Regions from separate parts of the Homo sapiens genome. Here all the other regions are linked to region 3. The links are chromatin loops, found by intact Hi-C in ENCODE. Cell type or tissue: IMR-90. All regions are shown on one strand. Region 1 holds the start of LOC124904387 (a long non-coding RNA gene). Region 2 overlaps MAN1A2 (mannosidase alpha class 1A member 2). Region 3 has its middle 150 kb from the start of TENT5C. Region 4 has its middle 70 kb from the start of TENT5C-DT. Region 5 overlaps LINC01525 (long intergenic non-protein coding RNA 1525). Region 6 overlaps TTF2 (transcription termination factor 2).

Region 1 (4,000 bases), 630 kb after region 3:
TGCATGTTTTTATCAGATACATTATTTACTCAAGAAAAAGTATATGTATATATGTATGTATACACACACATACCATACACACACACACACACACACACACACCAGTATTTTGGTACTGTACTTACTGCCTGAGGATACGGGTTATGCATTTAACTTCTCAGTTGCTTGCCCTTAGGTAAGTTGGGTAAGTTACTTCTGAGCATTCTTATGGAAGAATAACATTTAAATGAGGTAATGCATTTGAAAATATCCAGCACAGTGTCTGGCATAATACTGGCGTTCACTTAGTGCTGGTTTAAATTATATTAAATATGTGGAGAAACTAGATTTAATATAGGAGGCAGGCCTACCCCTAATATTTGAGTGGCCATGAGCAAGAGGACAAACAGGGGCATCCAGCCCATGGCCTGTTCTCATCTTTCTCCATCCTACCAGAGGCCCTTGCATATGTGTGTGGACACTCCAACAGGCTTGATCAAGTTCCACCATCCCCAAAAGCTGTCCTTTCACCACTCCTGAGGCCTAAGTGTGTGCACACTTACCCTGCAGTCTACAACTGCATGGGCCTGGGAGTGGGCTTCTGGCTATTTGTCAAAGAATTTTGGGCTTGTAGGTGGCTGGAACCTAGTCTGAAGGAGGTGAGGGTGGGGTGGTGAGGGGAGAGATGTACTCTTGGAATTCCTTGGCCCATGGGAAGAGGTGTGGCTGGAGAAGGGCCAGGATGGGTTCTTTCAAAGCAAAGGGTCCAGGCAAGTGCCACAGGCATCTGAATCGAAAAGCAGTACTGATTCAAGACAAAGTATTATATTGAACCACTCAATGGAGTGGGAGTCAGAAGACATGGATTCTTGCCCTAATTCTGCCAGTAATGTCATACGTGACCTTAAATCAGTGTCTTTACCTTGCTGCACCTCAATTTTCTCATATATTCATTTAATAAATATTTATTGAGCTCCAACTATGAGCGAGACATCCAACTAGACACTGAGGATATACAGAAAACTCAACAGATTGCCCTCATTGACTTAGCATTCTGACAGAGAGCAAGATAACTGGGGCAAACATATTCCAAACGAAGGGCCCCTTCTAAACCAAAACTTTCCATTCAAAATCAATCTTTAAAGTTGTCATGTTTAATAAGTACTAGTAATGAAAGAATCCTAAAAGGAAAAAAGTGTTAAATTATAATGCAATATTATCAAGAGCCTTTTATGATCAATTCTCTAACACAGCAGCATGAGCACTGTACTAATTTTAATCACAAGCATTATTGCCAAATGCAGCACGAAACTCAATCTCTAAAATGTGCCATTTTCTTACTGTTACTCATTTTACTTATGAATATTTTATATGGAAGATAAATTTATGTAAAAATAATATAATCACAACACATTTATCCACATTTTAAAAATAAAATACATTAACAGAATGTAGCAGGTAATTTTTAAAACATGTATTTCAAACAACATTAATATTGAGCTCTGTTATGTAATAAACATAAACAAGGGAGTTCAGAGAAACAGATGAATAAAGTGTAAATGTCTAAGAACCGCTTATATTTATATCAGACCAACTAAGATTGGGTGCAGCTTCCTGTCTTACTACATCAACTACAGATTGTTTGGGGTCATGACAGACAATCGATCAGACAACTAGGAGTCAATTGAGAAGAGCTAAGGAGTCTGTCTTGGATAAAACAGTACAGAATTTTTTTCTAAAAGGATAGTTGTTAATAATGGAACTGATATCTTGTGTACTTCTAGTTTGACCTAAAAGCAGTTACACAAGGAGAGTTCCAAAGCTCACATTATTCTAGCTGTTTCCTTCTTACCTTCTCAAAGTTGAAGAGTTGCCCATTTTCACAAAATGTCAATGATAAGGGACTATTTATACTTGTTAGATCTCACAACTAGAGTCTTCTCGGGTAGAGTGAACTTTTAGATAAAAATAAAAACACCCAGCATGCAGTGTGCCCTGGAGTCTATGCAACCTAGCCCTCTCTTCTCTGTCCGTCTTGGTTCAAAATAAATAAAATAGAACAAAGGAAGCTGAGTTTTATTCATAGTATAGCGTTTTTATTGAGCTGTTTCCACTAGATGGCACTAAAGATTCTGTGTTTCAGGAATCAGGCCCTTTTAAAAAAGAAAATCAGAAGACAAAAATGATCTGTCTGAAATAAACAATAAATTTCTCCAGTCATCTGTCCTAATGATCAGTTTCTTAGAAATGAAACATGAATCTTGGCCATTTATTCACTATCAAACATTTATTAAACCATATTAAGTTTCAGACACTGTGCCCAGTATTAAGGATGCAGAAACAGGACAAGGTCCCTTGTGCTTAAGAGTTCCCAGTGTGGAAGAGGAGGGGAACAGTGAGAACAGAGGGCTGAATCAGACAAGCGAGTAGAAAATTGAAATGCAGAATGTTAAAGACTTGATAGAGATCATCACAGTACCACGGGTAACACACAGAGGGATGCCTAATGAAGACTTGGTGAATGGAGGATTCCTAAAGAAGTTGATGTCTAAACTGAGCTTTGAAGAATGGGTTGGAATTCATTAGGCAAAGAAGAGTGGGCAGAGTGTCCGAAGCAGAATAAGTAGTAGCTTGTATAATCATAAAAGAAGGCTGAAGCCCAGTGTGCATGCTTGGGTTTGGATGGGGCAGTGCAAGAAATGAGGTTGACTGGGCTGGCAGAGGCAGGGTCATGGGAAACCATATATACATATGAGATTATATATATCACTCTAAGACATATGGAGTTTTATCCTGAAGGCACCTCCTACTCCTCTCCCCCTAGTTCATTCTGATTTTGTCACACTGGCCTCCTCACTGTTGCTCAAACATGAGTAGGCACATTCCTCTCTCAGCAAGCACTAACTCTTCCCTCATCTGAACTACCTTTTCCCCATGGGTCCCTCCTTCACCTTTAAGTGTTTGCTCAAATATCACCTTCTCAATAATACTTATCCTGACCACTCCAGTTATATTGCAACACCCTCATCCTGCACTGGATGCTCCTCACTCTGCTTAATTTTTCTCCATAGCATTCTCACATTCTAACATACTGTATAGTTTCTGCAGTTATTATATTTATTCTTTTTTTTTTTTTTTTTGAGACAGAATCTCGCTTTGTCACCCAAGCTGGAGTACAGTGGTATGATCTCCGCTCACTGCAGCCTCCGTCTCCCGGGCTCAAGTGATTCTCCTGCCTCAGCATCCCGAGTAGCTGGGATTACAAACATGCACTACCATGCCCAGCTAATTTTTGTATTTTTAGTAGAGACGGAGTTTCGCCATGTTGGCCAGTGATCTCAAGTGATTCGCCCACCTCAGTCTCCCAAAGTTCTGGGATTACAGGCATGAGCCACCGTGCCCAGCATATTTATTGTTTATTGGCTGCTTTCCCCTACTAGAAGGTAAGTTCCACGAGAGCAGGAATTTTTGCTTGTTTTAACAATACATCTCTGGTGCCTGGCACATAGTCAAAAGTCCTTGCTGTCAAGGAACTTATTATTTTAGTAGGGAGTAAGTTGTGAAGACATTTGGGAAAATCATATTCCAGGTACTCAAAGGATATTAAATGAGTAAACATAGGCATGGAAGAGCTACCAAAGAGCATGATCAAACTGGAATTGCAAAAAGATCCCTAACAGGATTATAGAGAATGAATTGAAAACAGGGAGTGAATTCAGAGATGATGGAGGTAATAATATAGTAAAAAGAGCCCCCATGTAACAAGTGGGCTCATGGTTTATAAATCACCTCCAAATCCCACATCAATCAAGGGAGGATGAAAAGGTTAAAAAAGAAGAAGAAGAAGAAGAAAGAAGAAAAGAAGAAGAAGAAGAAGAAGAAGAAGAAGAAGAAGAAGAAGAGGAGGAGGAGGAGGAGGAGGAAGACGAGGAAGAGGAAGAAGAAGCCACCAGCGTAGTGGCTCATGCCTGTAATCCCAGCACTTTGGGAGGCCAAGGCAGGTGGATCACCAGAGGTTGGG
Region 2 (4,000 bases), 250 kb after region 3:
AGGGAATAATGACAAGAAAAAGGTATATACATGCTCAAAACAGATGTAATTTTTAAAAAACTATATCTTCAATCCATGTTTGGTTGAATCCATGAACCCATTGACATGGAGGGCCAACTGCATATATACTTTGTACTTTTATTAAATTTGTCCATGCCTAAAGGTAAGAGATTTCTAAACCAGACTCCAAGCTATTTATGGGTAGAGTATACATTTCATATACTTTAATTCTCAAATACAACTCTGAGAAAGCAGGTACTTATAAGTACATATTGATTTGACTTAGCTTGTCTCCAGGAGTAAGTGAGCAGAAAACAGCAGAATAGGGGACTTGATGCTACTCTTTTCATCCAGCTGGAAAAACAGTTCTCTCATGGTAGGAGGCTAACTTCAAGATCCAGTTGCAGACAAGATAAAAGATAAACAAAGGAAATAGTGGCTTTGTTTTTCAGTCTTCTCTAACCGTTTTTTCCCCTCATCTGAGAATCCTCACCCACAATGATCCCACTGATTCTCTCTCTCCAAAATATATTACTTAGTCACTTGTGCTCAGAAATTTAAAAGTCATACTACTATTGATGTTTTATGGACAAAGCCACTAACAGAGTTGTCTCTGAACTTACTTCAAAACCTTGCTCAGGGAATTTGCTTTAATAGTCTGATAGCTAGCTAACTGTGCATTCATTTGCTTATACTGAGAATAACTTCATAAGCAAATGAAGATAACAACAGCAGTAAAAAAGAGAATTAAAACTATGAGAGGATACGACAATAACATCAGTACCAATACCTATTCTGGATAATTTACTAGTTTTCCCCTCCCTTTGGCCCCCAGTATTTTATAAAACTTTCTTTTTCTTCTTTTTTTTTTTTTTGAGATGGAGTCTTGCTGTGTCCCCCAGCTGGAGTGCAGTGGCATGATCTTGGTTCACTGCAACCTCTGCCTCCCGGGTTCAAGTGATTCTCCTGTCTCAGCCTCCTAAGTAGCTGAGATTACAGCCATGCACCACCATGCCCGGCTAATTTTTGTATTTTTAGTAGAGACGGGGTTTCACCATGTTGGCCAGGCTGGTCTCGAACTCCTGAACTCAGGTGATCCACCCGCCTTGGCCTCCCAAAGTGCTGGGATTACAGGCATGAGCCACTGTGCCCAGCCTGTAAAACTTCCAAACATAGAAATGTTGGAAGAATTTTACAGTGAAGTGCACATATACTTACCTCCTAGAGGTAAGCTGGTATCACAAATTGGTATCAAGTTGGTATCACAAATCTATTACTCTATTCATTTATTACTAGCTTTCTTTACAATACTACAATATGTTCCCTTAGAAAAAGTAGCTAAGTTAGCAAACCAAACTAAATATCAAGAATAACTTGCTTAGTAAAATTGTTTGCAAAGGAAGAACTAGAAGACAATGAAATTTTTTAAAAAGCCAGACAAACTTAGGGCAATAAACTGCAGGCAACAATATTTACCTGAGTTTTGAGAGAAAAACTGTTGCCACAAATTTTAGCTCCTACATTTCTGCTTTTAGAAGCACCAGATTAAAAACATTTAGAATTTTTATTTAATAAATAGCAAATTATTTTATAATATTTATTTAATAATAGTAAATTAGATGAAATTACTTTTAAGGGATGAATTTGAAAATTACTAGAAAGAAAAAATTAAGAGCAAGATTAAGTGTAGCCAAATGGTAAACAATTCTTTTTTTCTGATTCCTTTCAAAAACACATGATTAACGGACCATCAAAAAGTGAATGGACAAATAAAATGTGGTATATCCAAACAAGAGCATAATACTCATCAATAGAAAGGAATGAACTATTGATAAATGCAACATGGATTAACCTAAAAAATATTATGTAAAAAAAACCAAACATAAACGTTATTGTGGTGAAAGCCACGTAACATAAAATTTACCACCTTAACCATTTTAAAGTGTACAGTTCAGTAGTGTTGAGTATATTCACATTGTTTACCTTGTAAAACTCAAACTCTATACCCCTTAAACAATGATTATCCTTTACCTCCTCCCTAATACTGCATGATTCAAATTATATGAAATTTCACAAGCAGCAACCTATAGTGACAGAAAGCAGATTAGAGTTTGGGGGTGGGTAGAACTGACTGCCAAATTAGAATGGAAATATTCCATGCATCAAGTAAGGCTGATGTTTACCCAGGCTTAAACATTTGCCAAAATGCAATAAACTGTACACTTAACATATTTCAATAAAGCTGATTTTAAAAGTTTTTTTAAAAAGACTAATGAACAAGGATGGAGAAGAATAGCCTTATTGTGTATTGCTACATTAGTAAAATTTGGGTTGTAGCTCCCTCTACTGTAGCAAAAGAAATTGGCAAGCATATTTCAAAGATTAAATTTTTGAAACTGGAAAAATGCTTATATTAAATAGTAGAAGTGAAATTCACTTTGTGTGTTCCTACGTGTGTGTGTGTGTGTGTGTGTGTGTGTGTGTGTATCCCAGTGCCTAATATTTAGATTGCATTGTATTAGGACATAGGAAGCACTTAAAAATGTAAAGACCACGGTTCTGGTCTTCCAGTATACCTATTTGAAGAGACTGAACTACATAAATACAGCAGTTAAGCAAAGACTTGCCCACCTGACTTTATGCTAGGTTCTCTGCCAGTATAGTTAATTTCTTAATCCCTAATTGTCTCCATAAGTGTTTTACTGGGTCACAGATGTCAGTGGTTATCAAAGTGTGATTCCCCCAGACCAGCAGCATCAGCATCACCTGGGAACTTGTTAAAAACGCAAATTCTTAGGCCCCACTCTAGACCTATTTATCAGAAACTCAACAGAGCCCAGCATCCCATGTTTTAAGAGGCCTTCCAGGTGATTCTGATGTACACTCAGGTTTGAGAACCACTTTTCTAGGTTACCAACTTTGTGTAACTTCTAACAACAATTAGTTGGTACTGTTTCTGCTTTTCTCCTTTATGTGGGCATCTGGACCTTTGACTCTCTACTGAAAACAAATCCGCAGCCCTGACATCCTCAGCTTTCACATTTTGCCTTGGGTCCCTTCTTCTTGCTTTATCAATTCTTTGACTCATTATCAGACACCTCCTAAAACTAAGTGAATTCTGAGATCAAGCTCTAAGCCCCAACCAGGAAATAAAGTAGGTCTATTATTCTCTTCTCTTTCCCCCTCCTACTCTTATTATATACAAGATCTTATAAAATTGCTGGGGTTTTTTAGCTGTCTCCTTTGAAATGAAATGATTCAATCCTTTATTCAGCAAACATTTAATACTGAAATACATAGTATATGAGTGGCCCTACCGTAGATACTGCGGATAAAACAATAACCCAAATATACAAAAATACTGTAAACTCTTCATGTAGTTTATATTCTAATTGGGGAATGCTTAAGAAAATTATGTGCTATGTTGGAAGATAGGTGCTATGAAGAAAAGTAAAGCAGGGAAAAGTAAGAGGGAGTAAGGGAACAATTTGAAATTGTATACAGGATGATCAGGTAATGCCTTAAACACAACTGATAAAATGATATAATTAAAAACTAAAGAGGGATCAGAGTAAAGATGCAAATAGCCAAGTTCTTTTCTTGCCTAACAGACTAAAAATTTATCAACAAATTCAATACATATTTACTGAGTGCCTCATGTGCTAGGTGCTGGGGAGATCATAGTAGTTAAAAGGAAAAAGTCCCTACGGCTATGAGGCTTACATTCTACTGGAAGATAGATTAAAAAAAAAAATCCATCTAGGCTGAGCATGATGACTCATACCTGTAGTCCCAGCACTTTGGGAGGCTAAGGTAGAAGGATTGCTTGAGCCTAGGAGTTCAAGACCAACCAGGGCAATTAGCAAGACCCGCATCTCTACCAAACAAGAACACCACACACCTATGTCAGATGGTGATATGGATTGGCTCTGTGTCCCACCCAAATCTCATCTCGAATTGTAATCCCCATAATCCCCATATGTAGAGGGAGGGATGTGGT
Region 3 (4,000 bases):
GCCCAGATGGTGGATTCATGAGAACCATTTAATTGCCCACAGAGAGAGGACATCTCACTTTGGCAGAGGACAGGCTAATCAGAAGCAGCCCCCAGCCTCTCCTCCCTTCTTCTCTCCCTCCCTTTGTGAATTCAGCTTGATGGATACAAGGAAAGGCTCCAGCACTTTGATACCTAGCCACACTGCCCAGCCTCAGCATGGGACTTTCCGAAACAACTCAGGGATTTTTTTTACTGGGAGGAGGGAAGGGAATTTCCCGTGTAAGCTCACCTTGGCCATGCCCCCCCACCCATCATGAACCAAACTAGCCCAGCTCTCCCTACACCCAGCCAGAAAACTTTTTTTTTCTTTGTGACAAAAGGATTCATGCTGGGAATACTCTCTTAAAAAAAGCAAGTGGGATTAGACACAGCTTGGGGTTCAGGAGGTAAACAGATCAGGTTGCCAATGAAATAAGTCAGGCATCTATCATTTCACAGAGTGCCTCTATCATATAAGAACTGCATGACCTCAGGAAAGCCAAATAACCACCATGAGGTTTAGGTTCCTCCTCTACAAAATGAAGATGAAGATACCTACCTGATGGGACCTGAATGGGATGCCTGGTGCTCATTCAGGGCATTATTTTCCCTCCCAGGCTGATGGGATGCTAAGACCAAAGATTAGGCTCAGTTTTATAGTCCTCCTCGGCCAAAAGTTGTGTTGTTCAATATATAGATTTTTCTGCCACCTCCTTTACTATCTGGTTCCTCGTTTTGTTTTTTCTACTGTGTCAATTCTATTATCCTTATTATTCCTATGATTTTTATTGTAAAGTCTTTATAATCCAACCAGGATGGTTGATTGAAAGGACAGGTTGAAACCACAGTGGATTTTGTAACACCAGATGGGCTTCTGAAACATGTTGCATGCAAATTGTCATCTTGAGCAGAGAATCATATTTAAATATGATTCAAATAGGACTAGGTCTGGTATGGTCCAGCTTTTTTTTTTTTTTTTTTTTTTAACCTTCAGCAACTGACAGGTGTTTTCAGAAACTTCTAGTCCTGTCCCTGGGACCCTGCTATTATTCTTTGACTGTGGCCATGGGACTCCCCCACCCCCAGCCATTCCTCAGAAAAAAAGATGGCTGAGAGCCCCTCCCCTCTCCTGTCGACATGGTGGCAACCTAATGCCTGAAGCGATGGTCTCTATCCAGTCCCAGAACATCATTAGCCCCCTTTTCTCATTGCTGAGATAGGTTTGAAGGCTGGACTGGTGAGAGTGAGGTGGGGAAAACAATATATATCTTCTTTTCTCTCTAGCTCATCCACTTACTCCCACATTCCTTCTCTCTTAAAGTGTCCCTACCCCTCTGAAGCCTGGGAAGAGGATTTGAAGTGCGCTCCAGAGTAGTCATCTATCGACTTGACCTTCAGCCTCAACCTGCCAGAGCGAGTGTGGACGGGGGCAAACCGGCCCATACCAGACCTGGTCCTGGGATCACAAGAGCTAGGTTCTGTTCCAGCCCCAGCCTCACAAACTGTGTGCTACCGGAGAAGTCACTTATCCACTGTGTGTGCTCACTGTTTGCTTAACCCTCAAATCAGTGGGAAGACAAATGACTCCAGGCTGTCCAGGGAAATGTGGGAATTGAGAGTGGCCACTAGGTGGCAGTACTCAGAAAGACACGGTGCGGGAGCCCCTGACAGACATGAGGGCTCTGAAGCGCTTTAGCCTCAGAGACAGATGCCCAGGTTCAGCCTGAGGAGAAAGCCGCGACTTCCCTCGCCCAGTAAACGCATTTACCCTTCCGCGCCCCCTGCTGCAGCCGTGGGAATCGGTGCACGCCCCTCCTCCTCCCTCTCCGGCTGACCGTAGGCATCCTTTAAGACCCTGGTGAAGCTCTCCCTGACAAAGCCTCTCTCCCCACTTCTCAGGGCGAATCCTTGTCACCTCTGTCTCCCCGCCGTCCTTAATCCACACCTTGATCAGGACACCACTCTAGAGAGCTATCATTCCCCTGTCTGTCTCCCTGTGAAGTTCTGGAGAGCAGACATCAAGTTTCCTTCACCTCTGTCTCCCCAGTGCCCGACATGGGACTGGCACAGTGCCTGCTGCTATGTATTTGTCTTCCGGATGAATGAGTTCATGAATAGAGCTTGAGAAGATCAAATTAACCCCTTTGCAATGACTTTCGATCTCCTTTTTTTTTTGGTAACTCAGTATTGAGTTATGCTTTTCTTGATTTTGATCAGCAAATATTACTTTGGTGGGGTTTTAAGCATCTCTTAGCTGTGAGTCTCTTGGTTCAAACAAAAACCTATGACAACCTAAATATATAAAATGAATAAAAGTAGAGCTACTTGATTTGAAGCTGGGTGGGAAGGCCTGGAGTCTATACTGCTCCTACCTCCATCCCCTGGTTGGTTAGGGAAGCCCCCCCTTAGAATCTGAGGGCTCTGTAAACAAGTTTTTTAAGCACCACCTTGGTTGTCGTATCAGTTCTTCTTCTATTTATCTCCAGTTTCCAGAAAAGCTAAATGCCTGGGGAAGGACTGAGTTTCTTGAGGGCAGGAGCTGTGTTTCCTATCACAAGGCAGCCAGGGGGACAGTGCATTCAAAGGGTGTTTGACTCGCTAATGAAGTTGAGTTGAATTATAATAATAGGGTTCAAAGACGAATATTGCTTTAGAAGTTGGAAAGAAGTGGCCTTTCCTGGCTTTCCCCCAAAGGAGACATGGGAAGGTGACTAAGGAGCTGGCTGGCTTGACCATCACCTCTGAAGGACTCCTGAGTTAAGTCGTTGTAATCTCTGAATCAGAGGGGCCTAGGAGTGGCCAAGTGGTCAACAGCTCTTGCTTCAGAACTGGATGATTCAATCCATGCTGTAGCTTCAATTTATCTGTGTGCTCCACTGGGTTAGTGTAAGGCAATGCAAATACTGAAAGCTCCAATAAATCACTGTTATATTGAAAAATCTTAGTTAGAAGGTGCTACTGGATTGAGCTAGGCTGATCAAGGAAGTCTTCCTCTAGCATTTGTGATGGAGAGCTCACTCCTGTGAGGGGCAGCATGGGCCATTGCCAGAGGGGACTCCCTTATAGTCAGCCTCTATCTTCAACCTCATCTCTGATGGCTCTTCCCCTCTCCACATAAATGTGCTCAGGTCTCTCAATGTCCTTAAAAAAATTCCACCCTCAACTGGCACCTCTTTATAAATCTGTCCTTTCTTCACAGCCAAGAGTCTTGATAGACCAGCCCATGTTCTGTCTCCACTTCCTCTCCTCCCGCTCCCCCTCAGCTCCCTGCAATCTGGCTTGTGTTCTCACCACTCCATTGACCTGCTCTTGACTGGATCAAAACTGCCCTGGTATTGTGAAGTTCGATACTTGAACACTGATGGCTTTTTACTTACAACTCTTGCATTTATTTTTCATGCCAACTCTCTGCTGGTTTCTTTCCTCCTTCTTTGGCTGCTTCTTCTCAACTTTCTTCTCGGTTTGAGCCCCAACGAACCCTCCATCTTCTTTTCATTTTATCCCAGCACTCTCCCTGGGCCATCTCATCCATGTCTTCAGTCACTAATATTATCTTTTACGTTATCATCAGCAGTAGCATCAGGCCTTTTTGCTTGTCTCCTGTATCCAATTCATAGCAAAATCATGTCAATTCTACCTCCTAAAATCCACCCCAAACCATCCCTCTTCTTCATCCTCTTGCCACTTCGTAATTTATGCCTGGTCTCTTTTAGACTTCTGATGCACCTTCAGCACTGGTCTCTCTACTTTCAGTTTTGACCCTGTAAAATTCACCCCACATGATGCCACAGATCTAAGATATAAATTAGACCATGGCACTCAATCAATTTAAACTTTTCCATGGTGTTCACTGCCTACAGAATAACATCCAAGCTCATTAGTAGCAAGACCTTTATAGAAAGCTCTCTTTACACAAGGCCCACCATCACCTGGCCCTCTCTGTACCTCTCCAGGCTCATTTTCCTTTATTCCTTAATTTG
Region 4 (4,000 bases), 220 kb after region 3:
TGTCTCTACCTCTTCTTCCATTTCCTCTTGAACTTCCTCTGAGCTGGCTTCTGCCCCCTTATTCTACAGAACAGTTTTTGTCAAGATCACCAATCATCACCATGTTGCCAAACCCAATCCAATTCTCAGGACTCATTTTACTTAATCCATCAGTGGCTCACTCCCTTCTCCTTGGTTTCTGGGGTTTCCCCCCGAGTCCCTTGGCTCTCTCTGGTCTTCTCTGCTCCCTTCTTATCCCACAGACCTCTAAACACTGGATGGCCTCAGGGCTCAGCCCTTGGGTGATTTCTTTTCTCAACCTCTAAGTGGCTTACCCTAAGGGATCTCAAGTCTACAGGCTATATATACCTTGACAAATGTCCAAATTTGTATCTCCAGCCCAGACCTCTCCTGAATTCCAGGTTCACATAGTTAACTACTTACTCTCAGTAAACAGGCAGATGTTTAATAAGAAATGAAAATTTAACATGTTCAAGAACAAATTCATCATTGCACCCCTCCTAGATCTTAATCTTCTCCATTCAAAAATGGTCACTGCATTCTTCCAATAGCTCAGATCAAACACACTGGAGTCAAACCTTTTCTTTTTCATGCCCATAATCAATTGCGTCAACTTTACCTTCAAAATATAGACCATAGTTGTTCTCCCTCATCACTGGTCTGAGTCACCAGCATTCCTCACCTGAATTATTTCAGTAGCCTCCAAACTGGTGTCCCTTCTCCCATCATGGCTCCCCTACCATCTGTTTTCCACACAGAAGCCAGAGTGACCCTTTGAAAACAGAGCAGATCATGTCACAACTGTGCTCAGTCTCCTGGGGCTTCTATTTTACTTGGTGTAAAAGTCAAAAATTTTTTTTTCTGAGACAGGGTCTCACTCTGTCGCCCAGGCTGGAGTGCAGTGGCACGATCAAGGCTCACTACAGCCTTGACCTCCCAGGCTTCTCCCACCTCAGCCTCCCCAGTAGCTGAGACTCCAGGTGTGCATTACACCTGGCTAATTTTTTTGTAGTTTTAGTAGTGACAGGGTTTTGTCGTGTTGCCCAGGCTGTTCTCGAACTGCTGGGCTCAAGTGATCCTCCCACTCAGCCTCCAAAGTGCTGGGATTACAGGCGTGAGCCACTGCGCCTGGCCAAAAGTCAAACTCTTGACAAGGGACTACACAGGGTCTTCCAAGATGGGACCCTGTTACTTTGCTGGTCTCCTCTTCTACCTTCCCCTAGCTCATTCTGCTCCAGCCTCTTGCTCTTCTTTGAATGGGTCGTGCATTGTGGTAACCCTTTGGCAGCCCTGCCCAGAAGGACTGGGTGCTGTAAACTGCAGTGCCCTCCTTGCCTTCGTGCGTCAATGACTCCTTTTCCTAGAATGTCTTTCCCTCATTTGTTGCAGCTAGACTCCTATCACAACCTACAAATTTCTCATTGCTCAAATTTCAAATGGGTAATTCCTCTCTGAAAGCTCAAGTTACAAATTTCTCACCACTCTCTCTTCATCACCACGTAGCTCTTCCCTACTTCAAAAGGTTCAATTCCAGCCCCCAAACCTCACCCTTAAATTAGGTAAACTCACTTCCCCTGTTCCCTGACTCATCTTCCTTCTACACTCTAGTGGCATTTGGTACACACCTTTACTAGCAAAACATAACCTTCGGCTTGCCCATCATCCTCTTCCGGCTTGGAGGCTCCAGAGGTTCGATGTCATGGTTGGCTCTGGATCTCCAGTGCCTCACACAGTTTTTGGTACATATATATTCAATAAATGTTTAAAGAAAAATAATTTCAAAAGGACTTAGGCAGAGTTATGTCCTAACAACTATGGACAACTACAATTTATGTCAGGAAATAAACTATTCCACAACACACCTATTGTTCTACATGAGCTAAAATTATTCATAGGGTTCAAATCGGAATTTTTCTAGGATTCTCTTCTGTCACGAGATTACATTTTTCATCTTCTAATAACTCTTAACTATTAGCTCAATGTCTTTAAAAGAAGGCAGTCACGTTTTAAAGGAAAGGGGAAAGTCTTTTTAGTCTTCTGTTTGTAGAACGTTTCATCACTGACTTGGTTCCAGTGGAGGCCCCAGCAGGCTGCTGGTATAGTAGGCTTGCCTGAACAACCAAGAACCTTGGCATCCTACCGTCAGTCAGAGGCAGGGTGTATTGACAAACTTAAGCAAGGTGTTTCACTGTATCTCCAGCCTCCCAGGCTTCAATCAGCTAACAATGGGAGGGAGGGAGAGGCGAGGGAGAGAGGGGAGAGCGGACAGGGGAGAGGGGAGACGGAGGAGAGGGAGGAGAGGGAGGAGAGGGAGGGGAGAAACATACTACTGCCCTCTAGTGGCAAAAATTTCTAGACTCTTACTGCTGAACTGCTTCAAAATGCTGAGCCCACACCAAATTCATTTTGAGTCATTCGAAGTTTTGATGAGTGATAAGTATTTTTGAAAGCTATTCCCAGGGGAGTCCCTTAACCTCTTTTTAAGTAACATTCACTTTTGCATCTTATGGGCTCTTTGGTACTGGGGGAGGACTGAACGCTGAATTTAAAAGGGAGAATCACTCTTGGGGATCTTGGTAGGTGCCCCTGTTGGACCCCCACTCAAGGCCTTTAAGAGCTACAGGAGAGGGCTGTCTTATAGCTCTCAGTAAAATGGATGTCCTTGTTCAAGTTCAAGGCCAATCTTCCTACCTGTGCTTTGGATCTCATAGTCCTGGCCCCTTCGTCAAGTATCTTTGCCTTATCAAATAGCTCCCTTTCCCCTTGTTTTCAAATTCAATTAACTCTTAAAATTCAGTTCCAGTGTCAGTTACTTTCCTCATTATCCTCCTCCCTCCCGAATCTATGTTAAGCTTGATTAGGATCGTACTCTACCCATATAATACTGAAAGCCACAATATTAAGCAAGCCAGTCCTGTTTGAGGGTACAGATTTTATTTTGATTTCTATATATATTTTGAAGCCTATGAAAGCTTCTGGCAAACAGTAGGTGAAAGCTCAAAAAATGTGTGGAATAACTATATTAATGATCTCATGAATTACATTCCAATGTTCTAGTCCAGTTCCGTTTTACAGAAAATAAACTGAGGTCCAGAGAAGTTGAATAACTTGCCTAAGGCCTTACAACCAGTCAGGGGAAGACCAAGGACTACAATTTTGGATTCCTTACTAATTAAGGATCCCTGACACTAGGCCCTCCCGACACTCTGTGAATCATTGTTTGCTGTGTATTTTCTACATTTGCAGAAAAAGAAAGCAATACGTGCCATCTTTTTTATAAGGCGTAGACTTTTCTTAGTGTGTATGGTTTTGATAAAGCTTTTATTGATAGAAAACTCAGAATCAAGAGTAATGGACTACAATCACCCTTAAATGAGGCAGCCTGGCCTGGTGGAAAGAGTATCGGCCTCTGAGAACTAGGGTGTTTATTCAGTAAATTTGTTGTCAAGAGGAATAAAAAGATGACTAGGATACTGTCTACATCCTTAAGCACCTGATAACCTAATAGAAGAGGTAAAGACATGTCCACAAATGATTATTATAAGGCAGAATGTGAAGAGTTGTAGAAGTTATGAACTAACTATGGATGTACAAACATGGAAGAATCACTCAAAGTTTGGGAAATCAGGAAAGGTTCTGTGAAAGCTTTTAGTCTTGTGAGAATAGGAAAGATGTGCAGGGCTTTGCTGGAATTGGATAAAGGCCTTTCAGATGGGAAGAGTAAAGCTTTAAGAAGGCTGAAAATAGGCCGGTCACAGTGCCTCACTGCTGTAATCCCAGCACTTTGGGAGGCCGAGGTGGGCGGTAATCCCAGCACTTTGGGAGGCCGAGGTGGGCGGATCACCTAAGGTCGGGAGTTCGAGACCAGCCTGACCAACATGGAGAAACCCTGTCTCTACTAAAAGTGCAAAATTAGCCAGCTGTGGTGGTGCATGCCTGTAATCCCAGCTACTCAGGAGGCTGAGGCAGAATTGCTCGAACCTGGGAGGTGGAGGTTGCG
Region 5 (4,000 bases), 450 kb after region 3:
GGGACATGGATGAAGCTGGAAACCATCATTCTCAGCAAACTATGGCAAGGACAAAAAAACCAAACACTGCATGTTCTCACTCATAGGTGGGAATTGAACAATGAGAACACATGGACACAGGAAGGGGAACATCACACACCAGGGCCTGTTGTGGGGTGGGGGAAGGGGGGAGGGATAGCATTTGGAGATATACCTAATGTTAAATGACGAGTCACTGGGTGCAGCACACCAACATGGCACGTGTATACATATGTAACTAATCTGCACATTGTGCATATGTACCCTAAAACTTAAAGTATAAAAAAAAACCAGCGAATTTTGTTGTGTGTGTGTGTTTTACCACATTAGAAAAAATAAGCTTGGGAGATAGATAAAGATTATTTCAATTTTAGATATAAGAAGACTGAGGCTCTCAGAGAGACAAGAACATTACTAGCAGGCAGGGGATGAATCTAAGTATTGTGTGATCTGGATGGTGTACAATTTTGGAGGGCCCTACTTAATAAAAATAATATAAAATTATGATTATAAAACTGCTAGGCTACCTCAGAAGGTTTTGCAAAGGGCCTTTGCAAAGGAGAACTCTGGAGCTTAAGCTGTATTAACTCCAAGGTAAATTCACATTTGCTGTTATTATAATTGAAAAGTAAAAAAATAAAACCTATAATTCTGTTTTCAATAACAGCAAAAACATATAATACCTAGGAATACATCTAACAGAAGATGTGCAAGATCTCTACACTGTAAAGTATAAAACATTGCTAAGAGAAAATTTTAAAGACCTACATAAGTAGATAGATATACCATGTTTATGGATTGGAAGACTCAATATTGTTAAGATATCACCTTCTCCCCATATTGATCTATAGATTCACTAGAGTTTTTTGTAGAAATTGTCAACTGACTCTCACATTTATATGCAAAGAACCTAGGATGCCTACAGAAAAGCTGAAGAGAACAAAGTTAAAGGACTTAAACTACCTGGCTTCAAGACTTATTATAAAGCTACACTATTAAGACTCTATGGCATCAGGAGAAACAAATAAATCATTAAAACAGAATAGAGTGCCTTAGAACAGACCATTTACACATACAGTCAAATGATTTTCAACAAAAGCTCTATAGCAATCCAATGGAGAAAGAAAAGTGTTTTCAACAACTGGTGCTAGAGCAATTGGATATCCATCTGGAAAAGGAAGGAGATGGAACTAGATTTTGAACCCAGGTCTGTCTGCCTCTATTTCCCCTCACTACCTCTCTGCCCTCCTCCCATGCCTTGACTTTGCCCCACCTATCCTTTCTGGCCACAATGTTCAGAAAGGAACCTAGAGCTTGAGACAATGGAGCAGCCGAATCAATCATAGTGTCAGCTGTCTGCTAGGAAGATTGAGACTTGTCAAACGGAATGGAGTCTTGACTCTGAAGGAGTTGCCTGCCCTCAGTCTTTTGGCCTCTTAAGATGTCTGGGACCCTTTTGCCTGTAGTCAGGAGGGGATTTTCGAAGTTTGTGAGAATGATAATCATTGCACCTTTTCACTGTCAATGGAATGATCAAAGCCTGCTATCAGAGGTCACCTGGTAGACAAGACTAATGAACTTGCACTTTGAATTCTTGGGATCTGTTCTATTTCTATTATTTATTTATTTATTTATTTATCATTTTATTTTATTTTTTGAGACGGGGTCTCACTCTGTCACCCAGGCTGGAGTGCAGTGGTGCGATCTCGGCTCACTGCAAGCTCCGTCTCCCGGGTTCACGCCATTCTCCTGCCTCAGCCTCCCGAGCAGCTGGCGCTACAGGCGCCCACCACCACACCAGGCTAATTTTTAGTAAAGATGTGGTTTCACCGTGTTAGCCAGGGTGGTCTCGATCTCCTGACCTCGTGATCCGCCTGCCTAGGCCTCCCAAAGTGCTGGGATTACAGGCGTGAGCCACTGCGCCCGGCCAGGATCTTTTCTATTTCTGCCTCTGTGTGACTTTGGGTATGTCACTTTAACCTCCCTGATCCTTAGTTTCCTCATCTGAAAAACTGGGTTAATAAATACCTCCTCTGCTTTACCCTACTGGATTGCTGTTAGATTCAAATGAAATAGAGTATATAAACATCCTTTGAAGACTATGAAGTGTTGCATAAATATAATGTATTATGGGTCCATGTGTACCTTTTGTAGCTGAAGTGAGTAATAATATTACTTCATCTGTTTGAAATTCAAATTTTACATATCAAGTTTACTCTGTAATTATTTTTCTAGTTCATTTTGTGTTTACAAGAGAAATCTAACATTCTAGTAGTGATTCAAGATTCTTTTATTAGTGTAGCTTTTGAGTCAGAGATAACTTGTTTAAAATTTCATTTACTCATTTCTTTGATTTGATAAGTATTTAAAAATTTCACTCATTCCATTCATTCATTTTATTCAACAAGTTCTCGAGTGCCTACTGTAGGCAAGACAGTGTAAGTGCAGGGGATAAATGGATGAAAAGAGACTTGGTGTCTGTCTGGCGAGATATAGACACTTAAAGGGCCAGTTCTGCTACAATGCAACCACTGCTGTGAAGGACCCACGCGCAAGGTACTGCACTGGGGAGGAGCTTCTAAGTGTGCCTGAGATATCAGGGTGGGCTTCTCAGAGGGGGTGATGCCATAAGTTGGGACTTAAAGGAAGAAAAAAGACTTTATTAAGACAGTCTGTAGTGAGTGGTATGGGCAAAACATGGCTAGAGTGAAGGATGCTGTGGTGGGTGGAGTGGGGTGGGGAGGGAAGGGGAAAGCGGGGGTAGTGACACATGTAGGAAGGCCAGTTAAGTGGTCATTGCGATGGTCAAAACGAAACAGTGGAGACTTGAAGCAGGCTCATGGTAATGAAACTGGCAAAGAGGAGACTGACTTGAGACTTATTTAAGAGGCAGAACCCCTAGGATTTAGCAATTAGTTAATTGAATGCAAAGGCTGAAGAAAATCTCAGTCTACCTCTTTTTAGTGATGTGGTTTTCGGCACAGGGCTTGGCCTTTCTAATTCTCTGTTTCCTCATGTGGAAAATAGGCAGTAATATTACCCAATTCATAGGGTTATTGAAAGTCTTAAAGATGCTTATTGTAAAAGAACCTATCACAGGGCTTTGTACAAATAGATTTTCCACAACTAACTAGTTTTCTTCCCAGTTTCTGTTTTTCTCCTCAGCCTATGCTATAGAAGCGTTCTTCCAAATTATGGAGACTTTGCTCTTAGAAATACTCTCAATAGCTAAAGACATCTGGGGTTTGAGGCTTTGGGGGCAGCATGTCCTGCCATAACACATCTCTGGAATTTTCATGATAAAGCAACTTCTAAGCTGGATGGATCATGTTTTGAGCTCATGTGGTAATTCTTGTGTTCTTAAATTCTCTGAAGAAGCAAGTGGAGTTCCTGGTAAGGTTCTAGAAATCTCCAAATGAGGTCTGACAGTATGGACTCTGTACTTTGGGCCCGGCCGTTCAGTTTACATGGTCCTCACTCCAGACCTCCATGATGCAAGCTGATGGGAGCTGGGATCCTATGGCTCTCCTAGCTGCCAACAGGGCAGTGTGCCTCTTTCCTACTCCAACTTGGGGCAAATGAAGGAAGGATTCTGGAATTTCCCTTTAGTTCCTACATAGGGTGTTGTTGTTCCCCATACTTCAAGACCCAAAACTTTTCTCATTTTCCTATAATGCTAGAAACTACAACGAGAAATGGGGAAATGATTCCCTATTTAATAAATGGTGCTGGGAAAACTGGCTAGCCATATGTAGAAAGCTGAAACTGGATCCCTTCCTTACACCTTATACAAAAATTAATTCACGATGGATTAAAGACTTACATGTTAGACCTAAAACCATGAAAACCCTAGAAGAAAACCTAGGCAATACCATTCAGGACATAGGCATGGGCAAGGACTTCATGCCTAAAACACCAAAAGCAATGGCAACAAAAGCCAAAATTAACAAATGGGATCTACTTAAACTAAAGAGCTTCTGCA
Region 6 (4,000 bases), 690 kb after region 3:
CATCTGCTATGTGCTAGGCACAGTGCTAAAAATGCTTTCCCTTACATTTTTAATTAAAATCAATCTGGATGAGCTTTTCTGATTTTAGGATAATAAGTTTGTTTGTTACGTTTTATTATATTGTAAATCAACAAAGAATGCAGTGGAAATATATTTTCGCAGAGAAAGCAAATATCAATTCCACTATAAGAAAAGCATTAATTTCTGCAGTATGTTTATTAATTGTTTTCCAGGACAGAGGTTATAGGCAATAACGATGAAGGGACCAGCTAGAAGAAGCCAGACCTCTTCAATCCTGACTTCTTCACCAAAACACAAATCCTCCCATTTTCCTAAAGGTAATGTCCAACTCAACATCACACTGCCAAGTGCATTCACTTTAGCAAGGCTACAGTTCTCTCAGGCTCCAGAACTATTCTCCCTTGGTTCAAATCCCAGCCCTACCACCTAATTAGTTCTGAAACATCAGACACCTTAATTGACTGCCCCCTGTGGCAGTTTCCTGTTCTGTAAAATGGCAAAATGATATAGTCCATACCTCATACGGTCATGATGAAGACAAAATACAATCAGAGCAAAGCCTGATACATACCAAGGTCTTAAAAGACAACAGCAATGCCAAGCTCACACTGGCTGATCACTCTGCTTATTCCTACATCCACACTTCTGCTGAAGCTGTTCTGCCTCAACACTTCCTTGTCCTTTCCTCCATCAAAATTGTCAAGGTCATTCAAGGACAACTTCAAGTCTCAACTCCTCTACTTTCTCTGTAACCTTCCTAGCCCTGAACTGTATGTCTTAGAGTCACAGAACCATCTCGCATCTGAACGTCTTCAATTTAGCGCTCTAATGTGCAGAGGAGACTGCACCCCAATCTCAGTACATCTAACTCTTATTCCAGCTGTGTCAAAGGCTCCTTAGGGATTATGAGTTCACATCTTTACATGGTCCAGCTCTGGAAAAACATAAAGCCGAATGTCTACCTCATTCTTTTACACGAACTTTCAAGATGGAAAAAAATGTAAAAGTAAAAAACAAAATTGTAAATGTTCTAGGAAAAAAAACAGATATGAATATTCTTGTAGTCCTAAAGTGAAGAAGGCTTTTCTAAGCCTGGGATAAAACTCTGAAGCTGAGAAATAAAGAATTTAGTAATTTTTAAAAGTTTACACTACCATATGATGAAAATACCATAAGCAAAATTGTAAGACAAAAAGCAAACTGGGAAAACGTAACTACCACACATATCACAAAGGGTTACTATACTTTATACAAAGGGATTGCTCGCACTGCACAGTGCAGTGCATGGTACTGTACACCGCCTCACAAGTATGGCTTTATTCAGTGGTCCTTCACAGCTGGTGGGGCCTGAGGTTCTGGCTGGGTCTGGCGCATGCCTGGTTGCCTCTCTATCACCATCCTGCTCACTATACTAGGGCTAGATAATCTGCAGGTCAATTTCACCCAATAGCCAACAACACGAGGAGTTTTCTAGACATGTGAAGTTTCAAGGGTTATTAAAAGTAAAATATTTTGAACATCTACCACAACCAATTAATTTTTTTTTGGAGGTGAATATTTTTCTTTTTTTTTTTTTTATTACACTTTAAGTTCTAGGGTACATGTGCACAATGTGCAGGTTTGTTACACATGTATGCATGTGCCATGTTGGTGTGTTGCGCCCATTAACTCGTCATTTACATTAAGTATATCTCCTAATGCTATCCCTCCCCTCTCCCCCAACCCCACAACAGGCCCCAGTATGTGATGTTCCACGCCCTATGTCCAAGTGTTCTCATGGTTAAGCTCCCACCTATGAGTAAGAACATGCGGTGTTTGGTTTTCTGTCCTTGTGATAGTTTGCTCAGAAGGATACCACAACCAATTATTTAAAGAACTAAAACTTGTTATACCCACGTCTAAGCAAAGAAATATTTCCATTTATTTTGACCCTGTATCCTTGAGTGAAAGTTCTGTGAGAAACAGAGAGAAAGGAAAATATGAACTCAGGAGCTCAGTGACAATGCCCAAAATTTGTATACCAGGGTGTACCACATCGTTCATGTCAAGGCAAGATTTCTTCCCCCTGGTTCTACTGAGATTATCAGTTTTCTTTACTGCCTGTACACAGAGGGCCATGGCCGAATGGCTAGTCAAATGCTGGTCAGTGGTGCCATCTGGTGTTTCAGTTAGAGATCTGCACACAAATGCAGCTACACTGCAAGAGATGAAAAATGGGCATCTTCGCCTCAGTTTACACCTCCCTTCTATTACTCTGTTGCACCTGTCTCCTGACTACATTCAGCCAAACATAATAGTATTAATTAGAGGATGTAAAATATTTAAGTTATTAAAAAGAAAACCCAGAGTATGTGAGGGAAAGGCTGTACTCTCATAGGTCACTCTCCAGGGGTTCTGGCTGAACACCCTTAATGTTCACTAAGGAAGCCATCATCCATATATAGACTTATCTATTTCTGTTTAAATTCCCAGTCTATGCTACCTATCAGAGTACCTGGTTTTCTGTTGTTATTGTTTTTTAATGTGTTGTGTGTTAAGAACTGCCTTTTACTTTTATTTGTCCTAAGACAACTTTTTTTTTTTTTTTTTTTTTTTTGAGACTGAGTCTTGCTCTGTCATCCAGGTTGGAGTGTAATGATGTGATCTTGGCTCACTGCAACCTCCGCTTCCCCGGCTCAAAGTGATTCTCCTGCCTACTGAGTAGCTGGGATTACAGGCACACGCCACCATGCCCGGCTATTTTTTGTATTTTTAGTAGAGAGAGTTTCACCATGATGGCCAGGCTGGTCTTGAACTCCTGGCCTCAAGTGATCCGCCGGCCTTGGCCTCCCAAAATGCTGAGATTACAGGTGTGAACCACCATGCCTGGCCCTAAGACAAGCTTTTTAAAGCTCCAGTAAGTACTTCCTAGTAATAGTGCTCTGAATTTAGGCTAAGAGAAATACATGTAACATACTTTTTTGTTCTATTTTAAAATAATAAACCCTTCTCAGTCTTATCCATCTAGTACAAAGAACGTTAACAGCAAGTTCTCAAAATTCTGACCTCAGTCAGGCCTTTCTTCAGAGCTGCACACTCATTTTTCTAGCTGGTTTCACATGAAAATAAGACACAATTTGGCCAGGTGAGGTGGCTCATGCCTGTAATCCCAGTACTCTGGGAGGCTGAGGCAGGCAGACCACTTGAGGCTAGGAGTTTGAGACCAGCCTGGCCAACATGGCAAAAGCCCATGTCTACTAAAAATACAAAAATTAGCTGGGCGTCGTGACACACACCTGTAATCCCAGCTACTCGGGAGGCTGAGACACGAGAATCACCTGAACCTGGGAGGCAGAGGTCGCAGTGAGCTGAGATTGTGCCACTGTACTCCAGCCTGGTTGACAGAGCAAGACTCTGTCTTTTAAAAAAAAAAAAAAAAAAAAAAAGACATGATTAGTCCAAAGCTGTATGTGTTTGCCACACATCCCAATACTCGACCAACATTACCTTTCTTCCTTGTCCTGCTTAACGTAAACACATTACCCAGAAGCCCCACCTTAGCAACCGTTTCCCTACTGAGCACTGACAATGTGCCAAACACCAGACCGAGGCCATCACACACGTTCTCTCTCCAAGTCCTCCAACCCAGGGAAGTTAGGGCCATGTGAGCAATATTCCAGATGAAAAAATGGAGGAAGGAACACGTTTATATGCCCTACCAGGAAATACATCTCATCAGTGCTCTTTCAGCAAGTTTTCATTCTACTTGGACCCAATTCCACTGCTGCTACTTCAATTCAGGCCCATCACCTCTCACTTAAGAGAAAGTTGGTGTGTCTGGAATCAGTTGGACCTGGGTTTAAATCCCAGCAATGCCACTTCATAACCATGGGTCCTCAGATTCCCTTTCTGACCTGTTTCAATGGTAGTTTCTCCATCTTTCTGGTAAACACGGATATTGAAATCTATCACAACAAATTATATGAAGGTAAAAGATAAT

Evidence for each region. A loop is a pair of places that touch in the nucleus more often than their neighbours do. Peaks named below come from ENCODE experiments on the same cell type or tissue, not always from the same donor. Only the 100,000 strongest peaks of a DNase experiment are listed, where the experiment ranks them.
Region 1: a loop joins it to region 3, with 5 times the contacts of the local background. A loop is called at or near these places in 12 of 110 quality-filtered maps.
Region 2: a loop joins it to region 3, with 8 times the contacts of the local background. A loop is called at or near these places in 82 of 110 quality-filtered maps.
Region 4: a loop joins it to region 3, with 4 times the contacts of the local background. A loop is called at or near these places in 98 of 110 quality-filtered maps.
Region 5: it touches region 3 in a loop (3-fold over the local background); 9 of 110 quality-filtered maps call a loop at or near these places.
Region 6: a loop joins it to region 3, with 5 times the contacts of the local background. A loop is called at or near these places in 38 of 110 quality-filtered maps.

What each region holds. Positions count from the first base shown.
Region 1 is chr1:117,126,873-117,130,872 of GRCh38, reverse strand. LOC124904387 (a long non-coding RNA gene) reads right to left here and starts at 2,102. Exons shown (of 2, transcript XR_007066500.1): 1 at 1,832-2,102. In IMR-90, a CTCF peak has its summit at 2,078 (motif pointing right); a DNase peak (open chromatin) is centred at 2,092.
Region 2 is chr1:117,511,237-117,515,236 of GRCh38, reverse strand. All of the region lies in intron 12 of MAN1A2 (mannosidase alpha class 1A member 2), which reads right to left. Among named protein-coding and RNA genes, the nearest start is that of TENT5C-DT, 93 kb to the left of the region's middle. In IMR-90, a CTCF peak has its summit at 2,337 (motif pointing left); no DNase peak of the experiment used is centred here.
Region 3 is chr1:117,756,678-117,760,677 of GRCh38, reverse strand. No RefSeq gene overlaps it. Among named protein-coding and RNA genes, the nearest start is that of TENT5C, 150 kb to the right of the region's middle. In IMR-90, a CTCF peak has its summit at 1,645 (motif pointing right); DNase peaks (open chromatin) are centred at 1,667 and 2,797; H3K4me3 peaks cover 378 bases; H3K27ac peaks cover 355 bases.
Region 4 is chr1:117,533,517-117,537,516 of GRCh38, reverse strand. No RefSeq gene overlaps it. Among named protein-coding and RNA genes, the nearest start is that of TENT5C-DT, 70 kb to the left of the region's middle. RefSeq lists silencers at 2,112-2,351, 2,372-2,441. In IMR-90, a CTCF peak has its summit at 2,344 (motif pointing left); a DNase peak (open chromatin) is centred at 2,366; H3K4me3 peaks cover 180 bases.
Region 5 is chr1:117,311,129-117,315,128 of GRCh38, reverse strand. The region is part of intron 2 of LINC01525 (long intergenic non-protein coding RNA 1525); the gene reads right to left. Among named protein-coding and RNA genes, the nearest start is that of LINC01525, 18 kb to the right of the region's middle. In IMR-90, a CTCF peak has its summit at 2,451; a DNase peak (open chromatin) is centred at 2,418; H3K27ac peaks cover 505 bases.
Region 6 is chr1:117,066,142-117,070,141 of GRCh38, reverse strand. The region is part of intron 3 of TTF2 (transcription termination factor 2); the gene reads right to left. Among named protein-coding and RNA genes, the nearest start is that of TTF2, 7.8 kb to the right of the region's middle. In IMR-90, a CTCF peak has its summit at 2,173 (motif pointing left); a DNase peak (open chromatin) is centred at 2,161.